3 separate regions of the Mus musculus genome follow, and all the other regions are linked to region 2. A link is a loop called in an ENCODE intact Hi-C map of the cell type or tissue named here. Cell type or tissue: gastrocnemius. All regions are shown on one strand. Region 1 holds the start of Pgm2l1 (phosphoglucomutase 2-like 1). Region 2 holds the start of Pold3 (polymerase (DNA-directed), delta 3, accessory subunit). Region 3 has its middle 8.0 kb from the start of Rnf169.

Region 1 (8,000 bases), 100 kb before region 2:
TTTCTCTGTTTTGTAAATACAATATGTTTTCTGCCAACACCTTCTTAACTAGAATGGTCAGTTGGGACTTCTATGTCTGCAAGTTATTGTTCTAAGGACTTTATTTACACAGATCAAGTTAATCTGTATGATTAAATTAAACATTTTAATTTAATTTTTCAAAAGAATAACTATACAACTATCAAATTTTAAAAAGCACTACAGTTTAAATGTGGCCTGTACCTCAAGGCTTCCCATACCAAAGACTTGGTCTTCAGTCTGAGGTATTAAGGTAGTAGAAGCTTTTAAGAGTTGAGTCCTAGTGTGGGGTAACTGGGTCACTGCCAAAGGCACTTCCTAGGGAGTTTGTGGATGAGTTCTAACAAGAGTAAGCTGTAATTTATAGAAGAGAGGAGAGGAGGTAACAGGAGAGAACATTTAAACAGCAAGGCTCACTCCTCCCTGCTCTCGGGCTTCCTGCCTCACTGTGTAATCCCTTTTACATATGCCATAAGGCTGTAACTCAAGCCAAACCAATGTGGCTACCTGATCTTATACAAACTGAGCTAAATAAACCTCCTTTCTTTATACATTACCCAGGCTCAGATTCTTACTATATAATAAAATAGGCTTGAAGAATTAATTCACAGCCTTTCGTTCTGGTTAATTTGTTGAAAAATGTTCTGTTGTTAAACACCTGAAAATCACTGGCTTAGATTGACATCTTTTATTTACTTTTCCAAGCTCTTTTTAAGTCTAACCTATCTTCAATTTCATATTCTACTCTTTCTTAATATAGATCTACATTCTGAGACCAGAATGTTCTTATTTCTTAAATTGCCATGGCAAATTCCTGCCTCCATATTGTTGTCAACATACAGGATATTTGTTGTTGCTGTTACAGTCAGCAAAGCAGTTCTGCCCTGTGTCTCAGTCTCCCTTCCCTGTCCACCCACCCATACTTTACCAGTGTTTTATATCCTAGATATAAATTTCTTACAGAGAATTAAAATTCACATTGGAACAGAATCAAAAGACAGTTGTGATGTTAAAGAACCCAGTTTTTTTGCCAGGACTGCTTGTCTGTAACTTAACAATGTGTGAAAGCCCTGAATGAAAGAAATAGGATGGAGGTATGAGCCTTACCCTAGGGCGGAAGAGAACACATTGGTAATGGAGTTCTCTGTGCACAGCTGATAGGAGGAACTCCTTGACCCCTGGACTTATGGGGTTAGAGTAATAGCATGGCCCCACACAGAGATGGATGCATTTACTTGTTACAAGCTGATGCTGTTAAATGTTGTATGTTTTACTCTCTGTGGTTTGACTTTATAATCACCAAAAATCTTTGGATTATTTGGCTTTTCCTATGGTATATCTACCAAATGCCTGATTTAGAAATAAATCTACTGCATCTGGATCATAAGCCACAAGTTAACAAAACAGTATTCTTAAATCAGTCATCAGTTTCTATGACCTTGAGTTGACTGACTCATTTTGAAACTAGGGAAGCGAATCTACTAAATAAAAGCCTGGATGCTAGTAGGAGGTTGTATCCATCCAAGTCTGGTAAGTCTGCTGATAGAAAGTTGGCCTACAGCAGCTACACAAGAGTACCCTACCCACAGTAAATCTGATTAGAAAAACAAAATATAAAAAACAAAAGTCTCACGCTATTCAGGCTGGCATGGAACTCGTTATGTAGCCCAGGCTGGCCTCAAACTCTAACTGCTCTGACTGTATCAGTTTCCCACCTTTGAGATTGTAGGCAAGAGTAACTATGCCGGGTCTACGTCCTTGCACTATTTTCTTTTTAGCACTTACATATACTCTTAATTGCTGAAGGCCACTAATGATATACTACTGCTCTTCAACAATCTGGTCTTCACATACCTTTCCAAAGATTTCTATGTACCCTAAGCTCCGACAGACACAAATGTGCTAACTACACACATTCAATTTTCCATCTTTCTGACTCTCAGTCTTCCCTCTCCATCTTAGCAAATCTGAATGTTAATTAAATGAGAAAGTTCAACAAGAATAATATCTTTTTTTTTCATGAAGACTTTTCAATGTACACCAAGTCACCAAAGCTAAAATTAGTAATGTTCCTGACTACGGAAAATAGCAAATTGCCCTGAGACCAATTTATAGCTTATCACATGTTTCATCAATCTTCAAGAATCAGCAGCACTATCGGATTCCTTGATTGGTATTAATCAGAGATTGAGCTCAGACTCTCTGCATTAGAAGACTGTAAGTACAGTCAACATATAATGAAAACTTAAATTTCATTTTTTACTCTAAATTCTAGTGGCCTTGGACTTAGCCTAGCTTACTTAAATATCAATCTACAGTAGATAAACCTTTGTTTCTCAAATAAAAGCACTATCTCCCATTAAGAAAGAGACCAGCAATATATAATTAATAAAATTACTTAAATCTGTTTTTCTGTTAAGGCACTTATTACTTGTTCCCTATATTATATTTGGGAGCCATTGTTTTATCCTCTTATGCTCATTGAGGTCTACATTTATTTTATCTTCTCTCTCATGTAGGCTTTCCATGTATATTTCTTTTCATGTATATTCCATGTTCTCATAAAGTCTTCTTGAACCCACTTCATGATAACTCTCACTTCTGAACTCCCATAAGCACTGAATGACTGCAACCTTGTTTATTGCTACTATAACTGTTGGAGCATTATTTTTATATGCATTTTACAGTTCTTAAATATTTCAGTATATATTGGCAGTAGACAATAAAGTATTAATTCACTCAACTGGGATATTTATTAGGAAAAACACGGACAAAACTGATACTGAAAGAGAAAAGAGTGTCATTATTTTTAGTGTGGTGCACAAATCAGCAGAACTGGTATCAATCACCTGGAAGCTCACTAAGGCTGTCAGGCCCCACCCTAGTTGTCTGGTCAACAAATGCCTCAAGATTCCCAGATGATCTGTTAGCACTTTCGGGTCTGAGAAACATTGGTTCAGACTCTAGAAGAAGGATTAGAACATCTGAGAAATATATGACCCAGTAACACCAAATACTTTATTGTAATTGCTTATTTGTTGGACTTCCTTATCTACGAACTAAAGGCTTGCTGACGGCAAGAACTCTTTCTATCTTTCTCACCACCAGCATTTCCTGTCTGGCCTAGAACACTCAGTATTTAGTTGGGTTTTTTTGTTTGTTTGTTTTGTTTTGTTTCCCTTCTTAAATGCATAGATACCTGGAAAAAAATGAAAATAAACTTTTTCAGAAAGCTAATTAAGTAGTTCTTTTGTATAACAAAATCTCACATACCTCCATACAAACCCCTTAATTCAGTTTTAAATGTGCTGCCTTTTTTGTTTTAGCAGCTGTATCATATGCACTTGAGAAAACAAACACTGGGATTATCATCCCACCCTCTGAAAAAGCCTCCAAGAGCCTCGTTTACAAGTGAAAAGGATGCATTTTAATTCTAGCTTTCACCAACCCACCCTATATACCTGCACAAGGGGAGGGAGAGAGAAGAAACGATGGCATCAGCAATTCTGAAATTCCTAAGCAATTCCTAAATATCTGATCAGAATCTGCCTTTTAAGATTTGAGAATGGTGCAAATTCTATCAGTACAACTAGACTATTCTAGATGTCCATGACAATTTTTTGAACAGGATACTTCCAATAAATAACTGCCGGCAGAGGAATGAAATAAGAGGAGAACCCTTGTCACATTTAATAGCAAAAGGTGATACCAGAAAATAAGAGTGAAATAGACTAGCGAATACCTAGCCAGCGATTACCTAGTGACAGAGGGTGGAAACACAGCAGAGCAACATAGTGAGTGGTTAGTAACGTTCAAGAACCAGAAGCCACTTTCTGGTTCTGCAGAGAAGGAAGTCAAAGGAGAAAGAGGAAAGGTGATGGATGCATAGTACACAGAGGATAACTTACAACGATGAGAATGAGGACGAAGTATTTTGACCATGAGAGATGATACTCACTGGAAGGGAAGGGGCAGCAAGGGAGGAAGCGGGACTGCGGTGTAGCCTACCACAAAAGAAAGAGACTGCAGTCGTCCCTGCCCAGCCCAGCCCGCCGGGGAAAGCAGCCCCTGCATAGGTGAGAGGCATCGCCCAACTCCACTAGCCCTGCGCTGGCTGGAGCCATCTCCCCTGGAGCCTCCAGAGCCCTGGGTGGGTACCGGAAAGGGTGGACTGTGCGAGGGTGAGCAGAAAGAGGGGACAGATGCCGGGGTGACCAGGTACCCACCTTGTCCCAACGCAGCCACTGCCCGATGGCCGTGTCTAGCTGGGGGTCCCCAGTGAGGTAGGGGGCGTGGAGCAGGTTAGAGTTCAGGTCATCATCTGCGTTCTCAGCCATGGTAGACACACGGGTTTGCGGGCCCGAGGGGCGGGCGAAGACACTGAGTCAGGGGGGCTCTAGGTGCGCTCACCAGGGTCCAGAAACCCCCTCCTTGACGAAGGGCATCGGAGACCAACCGCGAGCTGTTCAGTCCGCGCCAGCTCCTGCCGCAGCTCCAGCGAACCCGGAGAGAGGGCGGAGACAGGACAGCCGCCTCCCAGCAGACTAGCTCCGGATCTCAGCTCGAACTGACTGAGGCGGGCGTGAGGCGAGAGAACAACAACAGTCCCAGATGTCTGGGTCGCCGCCTTCGCCCGCGCCGCCTTAGGCCCCGCCCCCGCGCCGCCCGCGCCGCCCCCGCCCGCCCCGGCCCGTCCGAGTGCCCGAGGCATGAGGCGCGAGCCCGGGAGCGCGCGCCCCGCACCTCCGCTGCAGCGTTTGCTGTCCGCTGAGGCGACAGTGCACAGCTGGCTTTGTTTTTTTAATGCCGTTCCTCAGCTGTCTTTCCCTTATCACCCGCCCCGCACTCGCACGTGCGCCTCCACCTGGTGTCCCCGTCGTCTCAAGCAGCCCGCCTCTGCACTCACTAGGAGAGTCCCCGGCGCGCGCAGGCCCCACCCTCTTCGCCTCAGGGCTTGGTCTCGCTTGGGAGCCCAAAGTGGCGCGCGTGACGCCTCACGGGAGTTGTAGTTTTCCCCGGTTCCCCGAGTTCTGTACACCCGTTGCCTTTCCCTTCCCTCGGAGAGAAAAAGCACCACCTGTTCCCTGACGCTTCTTACTTATGTTGTGCAGTGGTGGTCTCCTGCTTTAAGGTAAAAAAGGAATGACGTAAGGAACAACGGTATCTATTTGTACTTGAAAGTTTACGAGTCGTTTTTTGTCATTTCATTCATCCTGTGTGGTAGGTTGTATGTATATTCCTTTCCCACTTTACACAGAAGGAACTGAAAGGCAAACCGAATTTTCTGAGCAGTAGCGTTCCTGAGAAATGAATGCGGGTTTCAGTCTGTTATGTTACCTCAGCTGGCAGTTGTTTTTGTTCAGTTGTAGCCGCGGAATAGAGGTAGAGAGAATATAATGTCTGGAAAATAGATAAGAAGGTTGTCAGATGATGGGTCAGCATTTAACCCTATTTTAAGAATGTACAAACATCATAAAATTCATGAACAAGTAGGAATACAGAGGAAAAAAGAAATGAACACCTTCACTTTCTTTCTTCTATAAATGTGCGCCTTTCAGGTCTCATTACTTGAGGCCAGAGAAATACTGAAGTCTTGTATATGGACCACTCTGCTTTCTCTGTTTTTGAGACAGGGTCTCCTCTATGGCTTTGGCTAGCCTTGAACATAATATACGCCAGGCTGAAATTGAACTCTTGAGTGCTGGAATTCCAGGTGTGCACCACCACACTGTGCCAAATACCTTCTTGGTGTGACTTGACCAAGTATATTAAAACTCTTCCTCATCAGCCTTTTGCTCTTGTAAGGATTATATAATATTTATAGCATGACAGTACAGTAATTGAAGAAATAGTTTTAGAGTGTTTTGAGGCTCAAAGATAAAAGACATAATAAATCCAAAGTATTCCTTTTATTTTTTAAAGACATCATTTGTTCTAATAAAATCCAAACTACTAGCATAAAATAATTGTATTGAGAGATTCTGAAAAATAATATATGTCATTGTAAGGGGTTGCAGTGTTTGCCTTAAAAATCAACAAAACAAGAATTATGCTAGGAGCTGATATTAGAAGAATATAAACAATTCCCTTCAAGAAGTAAAATCTAGGGCTGGAGTGATGCTTCAGCTGTTAAAGCTAGGGTCACAACCAAAATCCCCAGAAATAAAATCTGGAGAGATAGGATATGTGCAAGAATGTTTAGTCCACGATGAAGAGCTTGCTGCAAATAGTGGAAATGAAACCATCAAGCAGGAGGACCTGCACTGGGATTTCAAGAACAGGAAATAAGCCAACTGAGAAAAAAGGAGAGGGCATTTCAAATCCATTAGTGAGTGATTCTCAAGTCCACTATGAGGTTGTTTAAAATATATTTTATATTAGTGAACATAAATCCCAGCAATCCTGAATTTTGAAATGGCCGCGGTACCTCCATAAAGATAGCTGTTGATTGTGACCTAGATGGTCATTATCAAAGTACATATTAGAACCAACATGTTGGCATCCTCTGGAAGCATATTAAGAGATGCAAATTTTAGTACTCAGTAAAGTTCTACTGAAACAGATTTGCATTTTAACAAATCTAATAATTAATATTTAAATATTTTATGCAGTATTTTTTATGAGGCAATTTCCCCCCCCCCAAGACAGGGTTTCTCTGTATAGCCCTGGCTGTCCTAGAACTCACTCTGTAGACCAGACTGGCCTCAAACTCAGAAATCCGCCTGCCTCTGCCTCCCGAATACTGGGATTAAAGGTGTGCGCCACCACCGCCTGGCTGAGACAATTAGTTTTAAATACCAAGTAATAGTACCAAATCAGCAACTTTCAATATATGAAATGATATAGGACATGTAGTAAAAACAGGAGAACACAGGCTCTACTTAAATACCCCTTTCAACCAATGTTTCCTTACTTTTATCAGCAAAATCCTAACAGATATTACGGGTTACCTGAGTCTTCCCCAACAGGTTAGTTAGACTTATTGGTTAGACACTGAAAGGTAACTACGGAGACTCTCAATTCACTCAATCTGAGAACATTGTGTGTCCAGAAGGGGAAGTTGGGAAACTCTCAGAAGCTTTCCATTTCTATTGGGGTTTGTCCAAAGGGTCCTGTGTTTTTACTGTATTTTTATTTGCTAAAAGTTTGTCAACTCTGTGACTGTGAAAGTGAGGTCTTGGTTCTCAGAATGGAAATGCATTCTGAGAAATGAATTGTGAGGCAATTTTATCATTAGATGAACATCATAGAGTGACTATAGCATCATTTTGTAAGGAAAAACCTTACGAGACCACAGTTACATAGGCAGTCCCCTTTTTGACACAAATGTGACATTATACATAATTGTATACTATAATCAATAATGTATGCATTTTTGTTATGCCATATGCATGTATCAATTATACGTGTTATATATATTTATAGTTGTGTCATTGTGTCAGTCAGCTATCCATTACTGTGACAAAATGCTTAAATAAATCAACTTAATAGAAAAAAAGGTTAATTTGGGCCTACAATGTCACAGACCTCAGGTTATGGTCATTTGGCTCTGTTGTTTTAGATGTGTGGAAAAGCAGTCTGTTACAGCAAGGAGTAAAAAGTAGAGCAAAAGTTGGGTGTGGTGGCACATGCCTTTAATCCCAGCACTTGGGAGGCAGAGGCAGGCGGATTTCTGAGTCTGAGGCCAGCCTGATCTACAGAGTGAGTTCCAGGACAGCCAGGGCTATACAGAGAAACCCTGTCTTGAAAAAACAAAACAAAACAAAACAAAAAAGTAGAGCAAAGATGCTCACCTCATGGTGGCCAGGAAGTGTGAGTTAGGAAGAGGCTTGTAGGTCTCAATATGCTATTCAAGGACATGTCCCAGTGGCTGGTCTACAGTTTACAATGGAAGCCCAAAGAAGTTGGTTCTGATAATGGTGAAGGAATGTACCAGCTACAGGATAGGATAAATGGATTTACCAGGAAGAATGAGAGCAAAT
Region 2 (8,000 bases):
GGATACTTAAAAAATTTAGTGGAGAGAGAGAAAGAGAGAGAGAGAGAGAGAGAGAGAGAGAGAGAGGGAGAGAGAGAGAGAAGAGAGAGAGAGAGGAGAGAGAGAGAGAACCTCCTGAGAAGCAATTAGTACTGTCTATGATACTATGTTCTGTGGGGACATAATCAAAGCCTATGGCAGTCTCACATTGCTGAAGAGAGAGATGGAGACAGGACAAGATCTAGAAAACCCAGAACCTCTTCTTCTCTGCTAAGAAATGGAGACTTTATCCTCAGAGCCATTAGGAACCACAGAGGGACCAGCAGGGAACATAGGGTCATCTTGAAACTGGTGCTGAGATGGGCCAGGATAGGGCAGGAGAGATGGGGACACAGCTAGAGAAGAAGACGGTGAGCATGGGTTTTCTTAAGAAGACCACAACTTAAAGAAGAACACAGATGATAAAGAGGATGAATCACAGCAGCTGCAAGGAGATCTAAGGCTGTGAGGGAAGTGCCCTGGGGGGACAGTGGAAGGAAGACCATCAGGGTCAGTATAGGAAGGCTGACCTCTGATTCTATTTCTTTTGCTCCAGACTTAGAAGAAACTATGGAAAGGTAAGACATTTCAACTAGTCAGCCTAAAGTATATAGTATATTTCTTTCTTTAGAAAAAATTTAAATTACATGTTTATGTATGTGTCTGTGTGCAGGAATATGCATGTGAGTGCAGATATCCATAAAGGCCAGAAGAGGGCACTGTATCCCTTGGGGTTGGAGTTGCAGTTGGTTCTGAGCCATTTGATGTGGGTGCTGGGAACCAAATCTAGGTCCTCTGTAAGAGCAGTATCTGCTGTTAACCTTTGAGCTGTCTCCAGCCCTCACAGTGTCATGCAAAGGGTGTGCGTGTGTGTAAGGGATGTTTGAGACAATCCTCTGGGGTCTCTAGCATCAGTGTGCCTTGAAGAACTCAAGCCAGCTTAGGACCTGGATTTGGTCCCAACTGTGCTCCCTTTGGCCATGCATCTTCCTGCCTATCTGATCACCAGGCCCTTCAAATGAGCTGGATTTCCCGAGGCAGCTTATCAATAATGGTCACTCTGATAAAAGACCATAAAAGAATTTCAGTGGTGGAAGGACAAGGAAACAACGCCTTCCACAAACGATATTCTATAGTTCAACAAAAGGGATTATAGAGCCCAACAATACGCAATTCAACCTCACCCTTCCATCATTCAGTTATCTGTCAACAAATATTTGCTAAGGGCCCACCCCAGGGCTATGGCTAAGTGGGGGCTGGGGTTGGAATGAAAAGGCCTTTTGAGGATAGCCCAGTCCCTGGGAACCAAGTCTGCTGAACGCTCTTGCAGATTCAGCCTTTCGTTCCTGTAGCTGGAGGCTCTGACTGAGACCCCTCCACTGAGCATGGGGACCAAGGACAGCCACAATACACAAAATCATGAACGTACTTAAAATAGTAGGCGGGGTTTGGTGTTGATGTTAGTGTTGCTATTGTTGTTGTTGTTGTTGTTGGTGTGTGTGTGTGTGAGAGAGAGAGAGAGAGAGAAGAGGGAAGAGGGAGGGAGGGAGAGAGAGAGGGAAATTGAGATTTTCTCTGTGTGTTTCTTGTAATTAGACCACACTGTTTTTCAAGCATGGACTCTTCAGATGAAAATGTATTATGATGTCAAATAGTTGGGTACCCCAGCCTTACATGGAGGTGCCCCCAGAATGCTTATCATGATTGTCTTAGTCAGGGTTTCTATTGCTGTGAGGAAACACCATGACCAAAAAGCAAGTTGGGGAGAAAATGGTTTATTTGGTTTACGCTTGCAGATCATTGACGGAAATCAGGACAGGGTCTCAAGAAGGGCTGAAACCTGGAGGCAGGAGCTGATGCAAAGGCCATGGAGGGTGCTGCTTACTGGCTTGCTTCTATGGTTTCATCAGCTTGCTCTCCCTTAATGATCAGTAATTTAGAAAAGGCCTTACAGCTGCATCTTATGGAGGCATTTTGTCAACTGAGGTTCCTTCCTCTCAGTTGACTCTAGGTTGGGTCAAGCTGATACAAAACCAGTCAGTCAAAGACAGTTGCTAATTAGAGACACCCGCTGCATTTCCTCTAGGGGAGGTGCAGATGTGCTAGGAACCCTATAACCCTCCACAGGCCCTCCCAGCTCATTTCCACCTGGCTAACTGGCCAGAGGCATCTCCAAGTCTTCTTGATTTTCCTCACCTTTCACCTCACAGAGCCCTAGCAGTCCAGCCCCACTCCTTGGCTGATGTCCCCAGTGGCCTTCTAATTACCAAACCCATCCTGTTCCTCTCAGACCTTCCACAGTGACACCAGAAGGGGCACTGGTACTTTTGGGGATTCAAACTCACTTCTTTTGTGAGAGCCCCAGGGATCTTCCACCCTGTTACTTCCCTTTCTCGGGGTTTTCTTCACTGTCCCTTAACTGCTGGTCTTCCCTGCGCTTTGGTCTGTCCTCAGTCCTCCACATTGCCTGTTACCCTGTATAACTAACTGTCAGGTTACTGACCCAAGCCTGTATCTGAGGACAGGCATGGTCCGGAGCCTGCTGGACATGTCCAAATGGGGATTCCTGCTTATTTTCTCTTACAATGTGGTCTTTTCCAAAGCACTCTCCAAGCCACGCCCCCTTCCCCTCCAGTGAAAGAAACAAAGGAAAATATTTTAAGCAGATCCAAGAGTGGAATGGAGGGAGGCTTCTGGCTGTTTTTTTTTTCTTCATAAATGATTGAATTAATTATTTAAAATACACATGGGAGGGGTTGGAGAGATGGCTCAGAGGACTGAGATTGGGTCCCAGAACTTATTGCCAGTAACTCCAGCTTCAGGGGATCTGGTGTCCTGTTCTGGTCTCTGTGGGTACCTGTACACATGTGCATGCACACACACACACACACACACACACACACACACACACACACACACACACACACATATACATACAATTAAAGGTAAAATAAGAACTGGGTGTAGTGGTAGATATCTCCAGTCCTTGCCTTTGAAGGCAGAGCCAGATAGAGCTCTGTGAGTTCAAGAACAGCCTGGTCTACATAGGGAGTTCCAGACCAGCCAAGGCTACACAGCAAGACACTATATCAAAACAAACAAACAAACAAGCAAGCAAACAATAACAAAAAAGAATACAACAAAATCTTTTAAAAAAAAGAGGTACATGGCCTACTGGACCCAGGCGTGGGTGAAATCAGAGACAGGAGGGGTGGTGCAGGTGAGAGAGAACCAGCAACTGTGTGTTCTCCACACTTATGCTTGATAACAGATTTTACATTGACACACTGATGTGTTTTTCACAATAAGTACCTGGAGGCTTATCGTACTGTCCTTTGGATTCCAGTCCAGAAGTTGATGTGACCTGGCTTTGCTGGCTTTACACGCCACAACATTGCTTATACAAAGTGTAACACATACTGTCATAGAAGGACTTTTTAAAAGAGGCTGTAGGCGGGTGTGTGTGTGTGTGTGTGTGTGTGTGTGTGTTTATACTTTGCCTGCTTGTGTGCCTGTATACCACCTCTGTGCAGTGCCAACAGTGGCCACAAGAGGGCATCAGAATACCTGGAACTGGAATTATAGCCAGTTGTGAACCACCATGAGGGTGCTGAAACTCTAACCCAGGTCTTCTGGAAAAGGCAGTGCTCTTAACTGCTGGTCCTTCTTCCAAGCCCTAGAAGAACCTTTTTGACAAAAAGGAACTGTGGGCTTGTTATCTGCTGTTAAGGCATACTAAGACAATATTCTGGGTTTATTTCTTACATATTTTGCCTACAGTGAAAAGACATGGTATCTAGCCCCAGATACCCAAGTTCAAAGTTATCTCCTTATTTTCTGTTTTTAATTGTGTTTAGTCACCTCCTTTGGCACCATAACCTTCAATTGTAACCTCAGACTGTAAATTCTACGATGAAGACCACGTTGTGTTCCTATAAGGTCATATAAGACCTGGTATATAGGCAACAGGTATCGAATTCATTAATATCCATCTGTCACATCTGTATCAATAAGGCCTGTGTCTGAGTCCTGGATCCCAGGGTGGGGTTAACCTTCCTATCAAAGGCCTGCCCCCTTGCTGATAACTGGGTTTGGGGATCTCGACTACATGTAGGTAGCGTGTTCCTCAACCTGTCCAACACTATCTATTCCCACTCTGGTCCCTGACAGAATCACAGTGCTCACTGCTGCCATGGTGGAGATGATGGGGAAGAGAAAGGGAAGGCTGGCCTTCTGCAGCTGATGACAACCTTAGGCCGAGTCTTGGTCCTCTGGCTCCCACTGCTGGTGTCGTGTGACACTGACATGCGTAAGTTTTGTTTGGCCATCTTTGGCTGTCGGGCTGATTGCTGGTGCTGGCTTCTAGACAACATTGATGTGTCCCAGCAGGACACACTGATATCAAGCTTTATCCTCAAGGCAGAGGGAGTGAAAATTCTGCTTGCTCTAAAGTCATGTGTGTGTGTGTGTGTGTGTGTGTGTGTGTGTGTGTGTGTAGGCAAAAGTGTGTTAGCTTCATTTGCATTTCATGTCTCAAAATATGGAAAGCCCTTCTGATATCTGGAATAAGACAATGGACTGATTTTCCATTGCTTGGTGCTTCACCTTTCCTGTTTTCTCTAACTGTAAAAAATCACATAGATCTGTAAAAAGTTAAACAGTTGGAAGACAAGAAAAAACCCAAACCTCAAAAAAACCAAGATGAGAACAAAAGGCAGCCCAATGCTACCACCAAAGCAAGCCCAGCTTTGAGACGGTGGGCGATTATTTTAGCATACCTGGACGGAAACATACTTGCTATGTATGTGGCTTGGAGCAAACTACCTAACTCTGGACAGTTTCTATAAAACTGAGATAAAGACTCAAGTTATCTGACATCTATATATTAGTATACAGGTAATATTTACATCCTAGATTGTTGACGAGATTACACGAGAATATTTAAATACAAAGTCTAACATGGCCCCTGCCCATTCAGTGATGGTAAGTCACAGTGGGCACATCAGAGCTCTACTTCTTTCTCAGCAGTATTTTCACTTAGCTCTCAATGCCTTCATTGTAACCAAACTTCAAGCAAAATTCATTTGCTGAGAGTCTATTACACGTGGGTGTTCTGACATTATGAATACAGTAAGTTTGAATTTTTATTTATTAATTATTTTGTGCATATACATGGGCCTGCATGTACCATGGTGTGTGGAGACCAAAGGATGACTCCAAGGAATCAGTTCTCTCCTGCCATCTTTATGTGGCTCCCTGGGACTGAACTCAGGTCATCAGGTCTGTGCTGCAAGCACTTTACCCACTGAGCTATCTCATTGGCCCCAAGATCATACTTAAAATAGTTTTTGTTTACACAAACCCTGTCTCAAAGTCCTTGCAGTTGTTTCCTAGTCACTCTTCCCATGAACAACATGAAGGTGGTTTGAAATGATGGGACCTCATCTTTTGTATGTGTGTGTGTGTATAAAGGGATAATAAAATCTAACAAGACTACTTGAGGATTAGGGTCACTGCTAGAGATGCCCACCACATGCTAGTTACTCAGTAAGTAAGTAATTGTGATATATCTGGGGAATATACATGAAACTAAAAGACTTTCTTCATCTCTTAATTCGTGGGAGGGAAAATTCCAAGGGATACTCTTCTCTGATTTGTTTTTGACCCTAAAACCTTTCAGTGTATTTGTAGACACAACTGTAATCTCTTTGACATGATCTTGGGTTTATTTACAGGCATCTGTTATGATTCTCTATGAAAACCACACAATGCATTTGCTGGGTTTCTATGAGACTAAATGAAATTTCATTTTCAAAGCACTTGCTCAATATGTTTGTCGTGTAACAACACAGTTACCAGCTATTATTAGTGTGATCGTGGTGAGCACAGCTTGAAGGTTTTATGTGTATCGTCTCACTTATAACTCCAGCCAAATAGAATGATTTGATTTCTCGTCTGCTCTTTTCCCCAGTCTTTTCACATCTTCCGGGAAACTCCTGGTTGACCCAAAGATCATGTCCCTAATCTAGTGACTCTTACTTGGTAGCTCTGGCTAGGTTGGAGCTCCATGGGTAGAACAGGGTGGTCTTCAGCTCACAAAGATCTGCTTGCTTTTGCACCACCACGCCTGACACCAACTCTTTTAAGCCACCCCTCCTCCCCCTCTTCCCCCTCCTCCCTCTCCTTTACAATGTAGGCTCCATGTGTACTCTTGGCCACAGCACTCCCCCGCCCCCAGCGGTGAAATATAAGGTTATGAGTCAGTCTACTTGTGGTAGCAGAGAAATCGCAACGTTCTCAGGTGCACACCGACAACCACGGGCTCGCGCCTCACTTCCGGTCGGTCTCGCTCCAACTTCCCCCTACATCAGCCCTGGCTGGCCTCTCACTAGTTTGGCCCTCACCCGCCGCCGTAGCGCGGCGCCTTGGTTGCCCTGGGAGACGACCTGTGACCCGAGAGTGAGCGAAGCTGTTTCCCGCCGGCGGGAGCTACGGCTGGGGCGGGTTGAGCGCGGGGCTCGAAGCCGCACCACCATGGCGGAACAGCTGTATCTAGAAAACATAGACGAGTTCGTCACGGACCAGAACAAGATCGTGAGGAGCTAGGACCACGGGGGTGGGGAAGGCGGGGCCGTGCGAGGCGGGTGTGCGGGGGACTGGGCCTGCCCGGTCGGCGAGGGGTCGCGACCCCCGGTGCCTGTGGCTTCTCGGGGACCGGCTGAGGTGGCCACTGGTCACCGCGAAACCCGCGTAGGGAGACACGCCCTGCGGGCAGAGCTTCTGGCGCGCGCCCAAGCCCCGGGGCCTTGGGCGGGATTGTGAGGTCCGGGGGCGTGGAGCCTGGGAAGCCAGCGGGGTTCGTGAGGCTTCCTTTCCCTGCTCTGTCGGGTGGTGGCCCCTCAAGACAGTTGAGACTGGCCGACTTTCATAGGCGACTGCCTGGTGCTTTACCCACCAGAGACAGTTTCCTCTTCCTGGAAATTTAAATATTGAAAGCAGCTTGACCCACCTCCTCGGGCTAGCGTAAAAATGAAGAGACTTGGGTGTGATGGACCTTTGCTGCTGTGAGCCCATGGACACAGTTTGGTACACCGACTCACACCTCCCGGGTCCTCCAGGCTTTTGTGTTATCCCTAGAAGTGGGATTTAGCCAAGGGTCAAATGACGTGTATAAACGCGTCAAGGGCCATTAGGGCTGGATAGATAAATTCTTGAATCCCAGGTCTGTCTCTTTCCCCTCTGCCTCTGTCTGCCACTCTGCCTCTGACCAATCTTTATTAGTCCTCTTATTGGGAGTGCATCGTTTAGCTTTGGAAGAAACAACAGACATACCGGGTCAGGGAAGGATGGAGGCTCGATGCCCCTAGTTCTTGAAATTACCCCATACTACATTTATCCATTTTTCTCTCTCTCTTTTTTTTTTTTTTTGATTCCCACACCACCTGTTCCTCTTAACATTTGAATAGTTGCAAATTTACTGAGAAGTTCCTGGGTTATGTGCTTTCAAGTAATGCTAGGTTTTAGATAAATTTTAGGATAGTTTTAGGTAGCTTCTTAAAGACAAGAGGGTCAGAGAGCTTTTAAGTAAGACAAGGAGTTTGAGCTAAATAATCTTTGGCTTGGCTTTGTAGACTCTTAAGACTTTTCTTATTATGTTTAGTGTCATGCGCGTGCGCGCGCGCACACACACACACACACACATAATTGTGCTATGTCACAATTATGGATGTCAGAGGACCAGTTCTCTCATTCCACCGTACGAATCCAACAAATCAAACCCAGGCTCTTTTTGTTTGTTTGTTTTTCGAGACATGGTTTCTCTGTATAACCTTGGCTGTCCTGGGAACTCACTCTGTAGACCAGGCTGGCCTTGAACTCAGAAATCCTCCTGCCTCAGCCTCCTAAATGCTGGGATTAAAGGCGTGTGCCACCACCGCCCGGCCAAACCCAGGTTCTTAAGGGTGTGGTAGCAAGTGCCTTTC
Region 3 (8,000 bases), 140 kb after region 2:
CTCTTAACTCCTCCCAGATAACCCCCCATGTCCCACACTATCCCAGCCTTATGTTCTCTTTCTTAATTAAATAACTCATCTATTCTAACTTTCGCTGTCCCTTATTTGAGTATAGGACATCCACTGCAGCACAGTCCCCCTTCTGGAAGCTACATCCTTTAAAAAACTGCCTTCCCCCTCCAGATGCCATCAAGGGCTCTCAGCTCCTCCGTTGGGCTCACCAACCCTTTCGCACTCTGACTCTTGGCTGTGCGGACGTTGTGCGGGCAGCCACAGCAGCTGAGTTCATGAGTGCCCTGGTCTTGTGTTCAGAAAACACTGTTTCACTCTGGTCCTCCCTGACCTCAGGCTCCTGCAATCTTTCCACCCCACCCCCATTCCGTGGTGGCCCCTGAGCATTGGGGAGAGGGAAGGATACAGATGTCCCGTTTATAGCTGAACACTCCGCAACTACTTCTCTGTATTGTAACCAGTTGTGAGTTTCTGTGTTCAGCACCATCCACCACACAAAAGAAACTTCTCCGATGCGGTCTGAGAGTCTTGCTAGTCTATAGATAGAGAGCTAGGATTTTAAAGGGCAGTTTGATGCTAAGTCCATTTAACAAAATCATAGTAGTAGTTGACCTAAGTCTTACACATGATCTGTCTCTATCATGTAGTGGGAATTGTGGTTTCTTTAAAAAACCCAGTTATGTGAATGTCTTCGTTCTAATCCCAGGTGTGGGATATGGGGCTGCTCCAGTTTGTCCACAGCTGTTAACTTAGATTGTCTTGTGCTCGGGGGGGGGGGGGGGGGAGGTGGAGTCCTGAGATGGTCTGTGTGTTGGCTGTTGCTGGACATCCTGATAACAAAGACTGGACTTGCCCCAAGGAATCTGATGACTTGAATCAGCAGGAAGTCGCCTATAGAGGGCCACACCCATTTTCCCCTCTAACCTTCTTTTCTCCTATCTAGTGTTGGGGGTTGGAAGGGATTAGGGTGGAATAAGGGTTAGAAAGGAGGTGGAGACAGAAGAACCCAATAAAGTAAGAAAACGCCTACACCAATACTTCCATGATCTTGAACACTCCAGGATGAGCTGGACCTTAGGGGTGTGTGTGGATGGGACGGCATAACCTTGGGGTTTTATTGTTTTCTTAATAAAACAAAGGATGGATCCTAGGCCCCTTTCATCAATGCTCTCACCAATGGCTGCACATTCTTCCATGTTCTTCTGTGTGCACGCACTGACTAGACTTGTAAGCCAGGTTCCCAACCTTCCTGGTGCTGCGACCCTTTGTTATGAATCATAATGTAAATATCTGATATGTAGGATATCTGTTACAGGTTAAGAACCGCTGTGTTAGGCTAACGAAGGAAGACATGAAGTTGGTATGGGGGTGGGGCTAAGGGAGTCTGGGAAAAGTTGGAGGAAGAGTGGGGGGTTTGATAGGATCAAAATGAATTGTATACACATATGAAAGTCTTAAAGAGTGGATTAAAAAAAAAGATAAAGCATTCATCCAGCTGCCTCTCTCATATCTTCTCCCAGACTTTGTAACAGCCGCCATAACAGCCAGGTTTCCCTCGGCTTGATGGGTGGGCTCACTGCACCTCATCCCTAGGACAACCTTTTTTGTAGTTTAGTGTAGAAAATTGGCTTGGTCTGCTCACCTGCACACACCACTGCTTCCGGTCATAAAAACTAAGTATTCCCTGCGTGCAGGCAGTCCAGGCCCTTCTCGAACTGTGTTGCTTGAACTCAGTGGGGTTGCTACTTACCAAGCCGTGCTTAGAGAACAGCCCAGTGAGTTCAGGAATCTTCAAATAGTCCTCATGCACGAGGAGGCGCTGTGCCGAGAAAAGTGAGTTACAGGAGGAATTGTGGAGGCTAGCACGCATGCGCACCGGCAGCATCTGACTCACACGGACCCGGAAGCTTAGACTCAAGGCTCCAAATTCTAGACATCTGATTGTATAATACTGTCACCAGTACCTCTGCCACTGCTTCTTTTATTTGAGACAGAGTCTTCATGTAGCCTTGGTTGTCCCGGGGCTGGCTAGGTAGACCAGGCTGACCTCTAACTCACAGGGAGCTGCCTGGTTCCACCTCCTGAATGCACCCATTGAAGGAGCATGCCATCATGTCCAGCTAGTTTCAGTTTTAGTTTTACTTCTGTGCATGTGTGTGTGCCAACATAATTGTGTCCTGTTTGTGTGTGCAGTGACCTCAGAGACCAGAAGAGGGGATTAGATCTCTGAAGCTAGAGTTGAGGTGGCTGTAAGCTGCCTGATGTAGGTGCCAGAAATCGAACCCCGGTCTTCTGGAAGAGCAACAAGTGCTCTTAACCACTGAGCTATCTCTCCAACCCCACCCTCACCCCTGCTTCTGCTAACATGTCCAGTGGCTCCTTGAGTGAATTCGTGAACAGCAGCAACTCTACAGCTGATGGAAGAGTTCTCCCTCCCTCCTCCCCCTCTCTCCTCTGCTTCCAACCCTCCTCACCTCCCACCCACCCCTGCTCCCCTCCCTTCCTCTCCCTTCCTCCCTCCCTCCTCCCTTCCCACCCACCCTTGCTCCCTCCCTCCTTTCTCCCCTTTTCTCCTTCCCTCTATCCCCTCTTCCCTTCCTTTTCCTTTCATCCTGTCTTCCCCCATCCTCTCCTCCTCTTCCTTCCTTCAGGATCTCCTTGGCATTGACTTTGTTCTGTGCCTAGGCTGTCCTTGAATTTGCAGTCCTCCTTCCTCTACCTCCTGAGTCCTGAGATTACATGGCCGTGTCACCGGCTGACCCCAAACTTCTCTACTTCTCCCCCCTAATCTGATACACATGTGGCAGCTCCTCAGAATCTGTCTTTTCCATCCTGTGCAGGGAGTTTTGTGCCTCTAAGTGCTGGCTTCCTCTCCTGTCCCTTCCATTTGGAATTCCCTTTTTCTTGGTTGAGTTCAGATCCTTCCTTTGGATCCAGTTCTGTGCCCACCTAGTAGTGGCTTCCTTCTTTGCACCTCCACATGGTTTTATCTGCACCACTGTTAAGGAATCCTTCAAATTGCATACAGCACAGGCAGTCTGCAAGACAGCAGTGAAAGTGCTGGAGATACTGTTGGTCAAAACACGCTCCCCAGCCTCCTGCTCTTATAACGTAGTCTGGAAATCAGTCATGTTACGTAGAAAACATGAAAGAAGTGTTAGCTAGGAATGATGGCACTGTGAGTTAGACACCAGTTGGTCTACATAGTGAGTTCCAAGCTGGCAAGGGCTGTGTGGTGAGACCCTGTGTCAACAGAAGTGCAGTGAGACAGAAAGAACATGGTAGAGCTGGAGTTGTCAGAAGCATTGGTTTCTAGTTCACATGATTCACTAAAGAGCTTTGACCGAGTCCTTCCCCTCCTTAAACCTTAGCTTTCTTCTTTTTAACAAAGGGGTTTGGTTAGAAACCTCTGATGATTTCAAATGCCAGCAGAGCTCTGAGTGACTTTGGCTTCCCAGGAACTGTTTGGAAGAGGCAGTGCAGGCTCTGTTTGCCCCCTGGTGGTCACTTGGTGACATCACAGTCTGGGAGGCCCGGGAAAACTAGCTGGCTGTTCCCATGGATGGGAGAGTAGAGCTGAGACCAGCAAACAGATTGTGAACGAAGAGCCATCACCCAATGACCATTCTAGAATAGACAAAGAAATTTTATCACTTGTCACTCTGCTCTCGGCCTTTAACTGACCCATCAAGCATCAGTTTCTTCCCAAACTAGAGACATTTTCTTCTGAGGCAAATTCTTCATTCTGCTCACTTTATCCTCTTACCTGTTCATTTATGACAAAATATGGCTTCACTGTGTCTCACACTTGTCCTCGAATAGGACTATGGCCACTTCCTTTTGGGGACTTGGTCTAGGCAAAGTGAAGCTAGTAAGATTTCTTTGTTGAGGTTGCTAGGAGTCAGGCTCTGTGAGAATAAAGCAGGTCTGAACTATAATATGACAAGCCCTCGCAAGAGAGAAATCTGTCTCTAAATGTCTTACTGTGAAATGGGGTTGGGTAGAGCTATTTGCTGATTTTTCTCTTATATTTTCTATCATAAACACGACATACGTTTAAAGCCACCTCTGCCCCCTTATAAACAGTAACTATATATAATATAATTTTTTTCACTCATTAAAGAAATTCTGTAATAAATCAAGCTTGGTGTGTCCCAACACTCTGAGGCTGGAGATAGGAGGACTGGTGCAAATTCTAGGCCAGTCTGGGCTACAGTGTGAGACTTTATCTTAAAATGAGGGTTGGGAGAGGGGAGGGGAGGAAAGCGAAAGTGATTACTTAGAATTTCTAGTCAGGGTCTAGGGGACAGGAGAGTAGAGAAGTCTCAGAGTCAGGGAGAAAGACTGTGGGGGTGGCAGACTTTGAAGGAGGTAGAGAGAGTGGGCCCCGCTGCACGTATAATCAAGTGGATTTACAGTATATACATAGGAAATCTTTCTTCCTTTCTCTCTCCCCCCCCCCCTCTTTTTGACAGGACTTCTCTATGTAACAGCCTTGGCTATCCTAGAACTTAAACTGCAGATCAGGCTGGACTCAAACTCAAAGATCCAACTGCCTCTGCCTCCCTAATGCTGCCCTGCCAGAGATAACTAACTGCTCACTACAAGCATTCTTGTTTCTTTATTTTATTTTAATGTATTTTTAATTGGATATTTTATTTATTTACATTTCAAATCTTACCTCTTTCCCTGTTTCCCCTCTGCAACCCCCCCATCCCCTCCCGCTGCTTCTATGAGGGTGTTCCCCTACCCACCCACCTACTCCCTCCTCACTGCCCTAGCATTCCCCTACACTAAGGCATCAAGCCTTCACAGGACCAAGGGCCTCCCCCTCCCACTGATGCTAGATGAGGACATCCTCTGCTACATAAGCAGCTGGAGCCATGGGTCCCTCCATGTGTACTCTTTGGTTGATGGTTTAGTCCCTGGGAGCTATGGGGGTTGGGGAGGGGGAGTCTGGTTGGTTGATATTGTTGTTCTTCCTATAGGGTTGCAATCCCCTTCAGCTCCTACAGTTCTCCCCCTAACTCCTTCATTGGGGACCCTGTGCTTACTCTGATGGTTGGCTGCAAGCATCCGCATCCCTATTGGTTAGGCTCTGGCAGAGCCTCTCAGGCTCAGCTATATCATGCTCCTGTCAGCAAGCACTTCTTGGCATCAGCAATAGTGTCTGGATTTTGGTGGCTGTACATGGGATGGATCTCCAGGTAGGGCAGTCTCTGGATGGCATTTCCTTCAATCTCTGCTCTACTCTTTGTCCCTGTATTTCCTTTAGACAGGAGCAATTCTGAGTTAAAATTTTGGAGATGGGTGGGTGACCCCCATCTCTCAATTGGGGGCTGTGCTTAACCTCTGGATATGATTTCAACAGGTTCTCTCTCCCCTTTGTTGGGTATTTCAGCTAATGTCACCCCCACTGGGTCCTGGGAGTCTCTTGCTTTTCTGGCTTTTGGGACTTTCCGGTGGCTACCCCAGTTTCCCATGCCCCATTGAACACCTCTCTTCAATTTCCTGGTCCTCTGTACTTCTCCCCTGTCTTCTCCCATACCTGATCCTGCCCCCTTCTCCCCCTCCCCCTCCTCTCTTTCTCTCAAGTTCCTCTTGCCCACCCTCTACCTCCTGAGAGTATTTTGCTCCCCCTTCTAAGTAGGATTGAAGCACCCACACTTTGCTCTTCCTTCTTTTTGAGCTTCATGTGGTCTGTGAATTGTATTGTGGGTATTCTGAGCTTTTTGCCTAATATCCACTTATCAGTGAGTGCATACTGTGTGTGTTCTTTTGTGAGTGGGATGATTTTACCTCACTCAGGATGGTATTTTCTAGTTCCATCCATTTGCCAGTGAATTTCACGAAGTCATTGTTTTTAATAGCTGAGTAGTACTCCATTATGTAAATGTATCACATTTTCTGTATCCATTCCTTTGCTGAGGGACATCTGGGTGTTTCCAGCTTCTGGCTACTATAAATAAGGCTGCTATGAATATAGAGGAACATGTGTCCTTGTTATGTGCTGGAGCATCTTCTGGGTAAATGCCCAGGAGTGGAATAGCTGGGTCCTCAGTTAGTACTATTTCCAGTTTTCTGAGGAACCGCAAGACTGATTTCCAGAGTGGTTGTACCAGCTTGCAATGGAGGAGTGTTCCTCTTGTGCTTTCTTCGTAATAGATTTTTTTTTATGTGTTGTATTTTGAAACTCACTGAATGGTAACGGTATTAACTATTGGATGTTATTCCATGAAATTGATTTCATAACATAGGATGCATCAAGCCTTGTACCTGAAGCTGCCCTGTGTCATCATCCCCAGCCTTCCTTCTTGTGGCTGAATTCTCAGTCTGTATCAGTGCTGAGTAAGGCGTACTGTAGTGATCTCTCAGCTCCATATGGGTGGGGAGAAGATACTGTTTTTACCCCATATTCATAACTACAGGTTTGAGAATTATTCCTATAAAATTCATGTGCAAAGATCCTTTAGTCCAAATCTTTTGATTGCTCCCAAAGATCTTGATTGCTTTCTTCTATAAATAAACAGGCAAACATGCCCATTGTGCAAGGCTGACGGGCTGGAATGAGATAAATAAGCCGTTACTGCTTAATGTGGTGCCTGCCATGTAGTATTTGCTCTGTAAATTCTAGTTTTGTTTTTTAACCACTTTTTCTTTTTAATTAATTTTAAACTGTTTATGGTTATGTATGTGCTGTCTGCATGTTTATCTGTGTACTTCAAGTGTGCCTGGTGCCTTCGGAGGCCAGAAGAGGGCCTTGCTGTCAGAAACTGGAATTGCAGGCATTTTGTAAGCTGCTCATGTCGGTGCTGGGAATTGAACCTAGGTCTTCTGGAATGCTTTTAACCACTGAGCCATCTCTCCAGCTCCATTAAGACAGCCTTTTAGTTTTACATTTTTGGGGTAGGGAGAGGTAGAGAGGGAGAAAGGAAGAGAGGGAGGGGGTGACCCCTGTGAATGCCAGCCTTGCCTATGAGGATCAGACAACTTGGAGTCCGTCTTCTACCACCTGGGGCTTGAGGGTTAAGCTCAGTTCCTCAGGCTTGGGGGACCTAGTTCATTTCCCCCCAATTTTCTAGGCTTATTTCCAGCCCTATGTTCCTTCTTCCCACATTGAATTGCTTAGTCTGAACACCATCCCTTAACCCTCCATCTCTGCCACACAGACACACAGACACACACAGAGACACACACAGGCACACACAGAGACACACAGACACACACACAGACACACACACAGACACACACACACACACACACACACACACAGCCGAGCTTTGTTGCCTTGGAGCCTCAGTTCTTTCCTTCCTTCCTGTCTATTGCGTGAACTCACTGTTAGAGCAGAATTCAAAGTCTGTGAGACTTCCCTAGGACTCTGCCTATGCTCTCTGCTACCAGGAGACTGTGTGTGTGTGTGTGTGTGTGTGTGTGTGTGTGTGTGTGTCTCATTAGACTGCTTCTAGCTTTGCCACAATTCTTTTGTTATAATTATGGGTGCATAATTTTGCCTACTAGATTGTAACCTTGAAGAGGCAGAAACAGAGTGTCAAGGAGATTCATACAGAGCCTGGAAGGGTCAAACGGATGACAGCATCAAAGTGATGGGTACAATGATTGGCATCTTGAGAACCTTTTCTGAAACCAAAGGGAAGAAACAAAAAAGGAGACAAATTAGCAGCCCAAAGAGTGGAGCAGTCTTAAGGAGGTCTAAGGGGTGGGTTTTTTTTTTCTTGTGCTAGATGGTGTGAAGTCTTTGTGGGCGGGTGTGAAGGAGTTCCTGGCTTTGCAAAGAGACACAGCCTTGTTTCCACCTAGACTCAGTCTGAATGGTCTTACCTTGTGTCACAGTCCATCAGCCCAGCAGAGCAAAACTGGGGTCATCAGCCTGAAGGAAGTGCAGAGAGAGGCTTGCTGGAGTGGATGCAGAGTTTTAAGATTAGTTTAGGACAATTTAGGAGCTGTTCCAGTTGAGGCACTATGGCGGC

The links. A loop is a pair of places that touch in the nucleus more often than their neighbours do. Peaks named below come from ENCODE experiments on the same cell type or tissue, not always from the same donor. Only the 100,000 strongest peaks of a DNase experiment are listed, where the experiment ranks them.
Region 1: it touches region 2 in a loop (2.4-fold over the local background); 14 of 42 quality-filtered maps call a loop at or near these places.
Region 3: a loop joins it to region 2, with 12 times the contacts of the local background. A loop is called at or near these places in 3 of 42 quality-filtered maps.

Annotation. Positions count from the first base shown.
Region 1 is chr7:100,224,279-100,232,278 of GRCm38, reverse strand. Pgm2l1 (phosphoglucomutase 2-like 1) reads right to left here and starts at 4,672. Exons shown (of 14, transcript NM_027629.3): 1 at 4,245-4,672. The coding sequence starts at 4,355. It overlaps Gm34877 (a long non-coding RNA gene), which reads left to right and starts at 4,874. Exons shown (of 3, transcript XR_869834.3): 1 at 4,874-5,149. In gastrocnemius, no CTCF peak of the experiment used is centred here; DNase peaks (open chromatin) are centred at 4,687 and 4,951; H3K4me3 peaks cover 2,265 bases; H3K27ac peaks cover 1,742 bases.
Region 2 is chr7:100,119,976-100,127,975 of GRCm38, reverse strand. Pold3 (polymerase (DNA-directed), delta 3, accessory subunit) reads left to right here and starts at 6,476. Exons shown (of 12, transcript NM_133692.2): 1 at 6,476-6,612. The coding sequence starts at 6,553. In gastrocnemius, CTCF peaks have their summits at 3,568 (motif pointing right) and 4,291; DNase peaks (open chromatin) are centred at 3,552, 4,282, 6,425 and 6,741; H3K4me3 peaks cover 1,866 bases; H3K27ac peaks cover 1,565 bases.
Region 3 is chr7:99,984,446-99,992,445 of GRCm38, reverse strand. No RefSeq gene overlaps it. Among named protein-coding and RNA genes, the nearest start is that of Rnf169, 8.0 kb to the right of the region's middle. In gastrocnemius, no CTCF peak of the experiment used is centred here; DNase peaks (open chromatin) are centred at 1,846 and 3,522.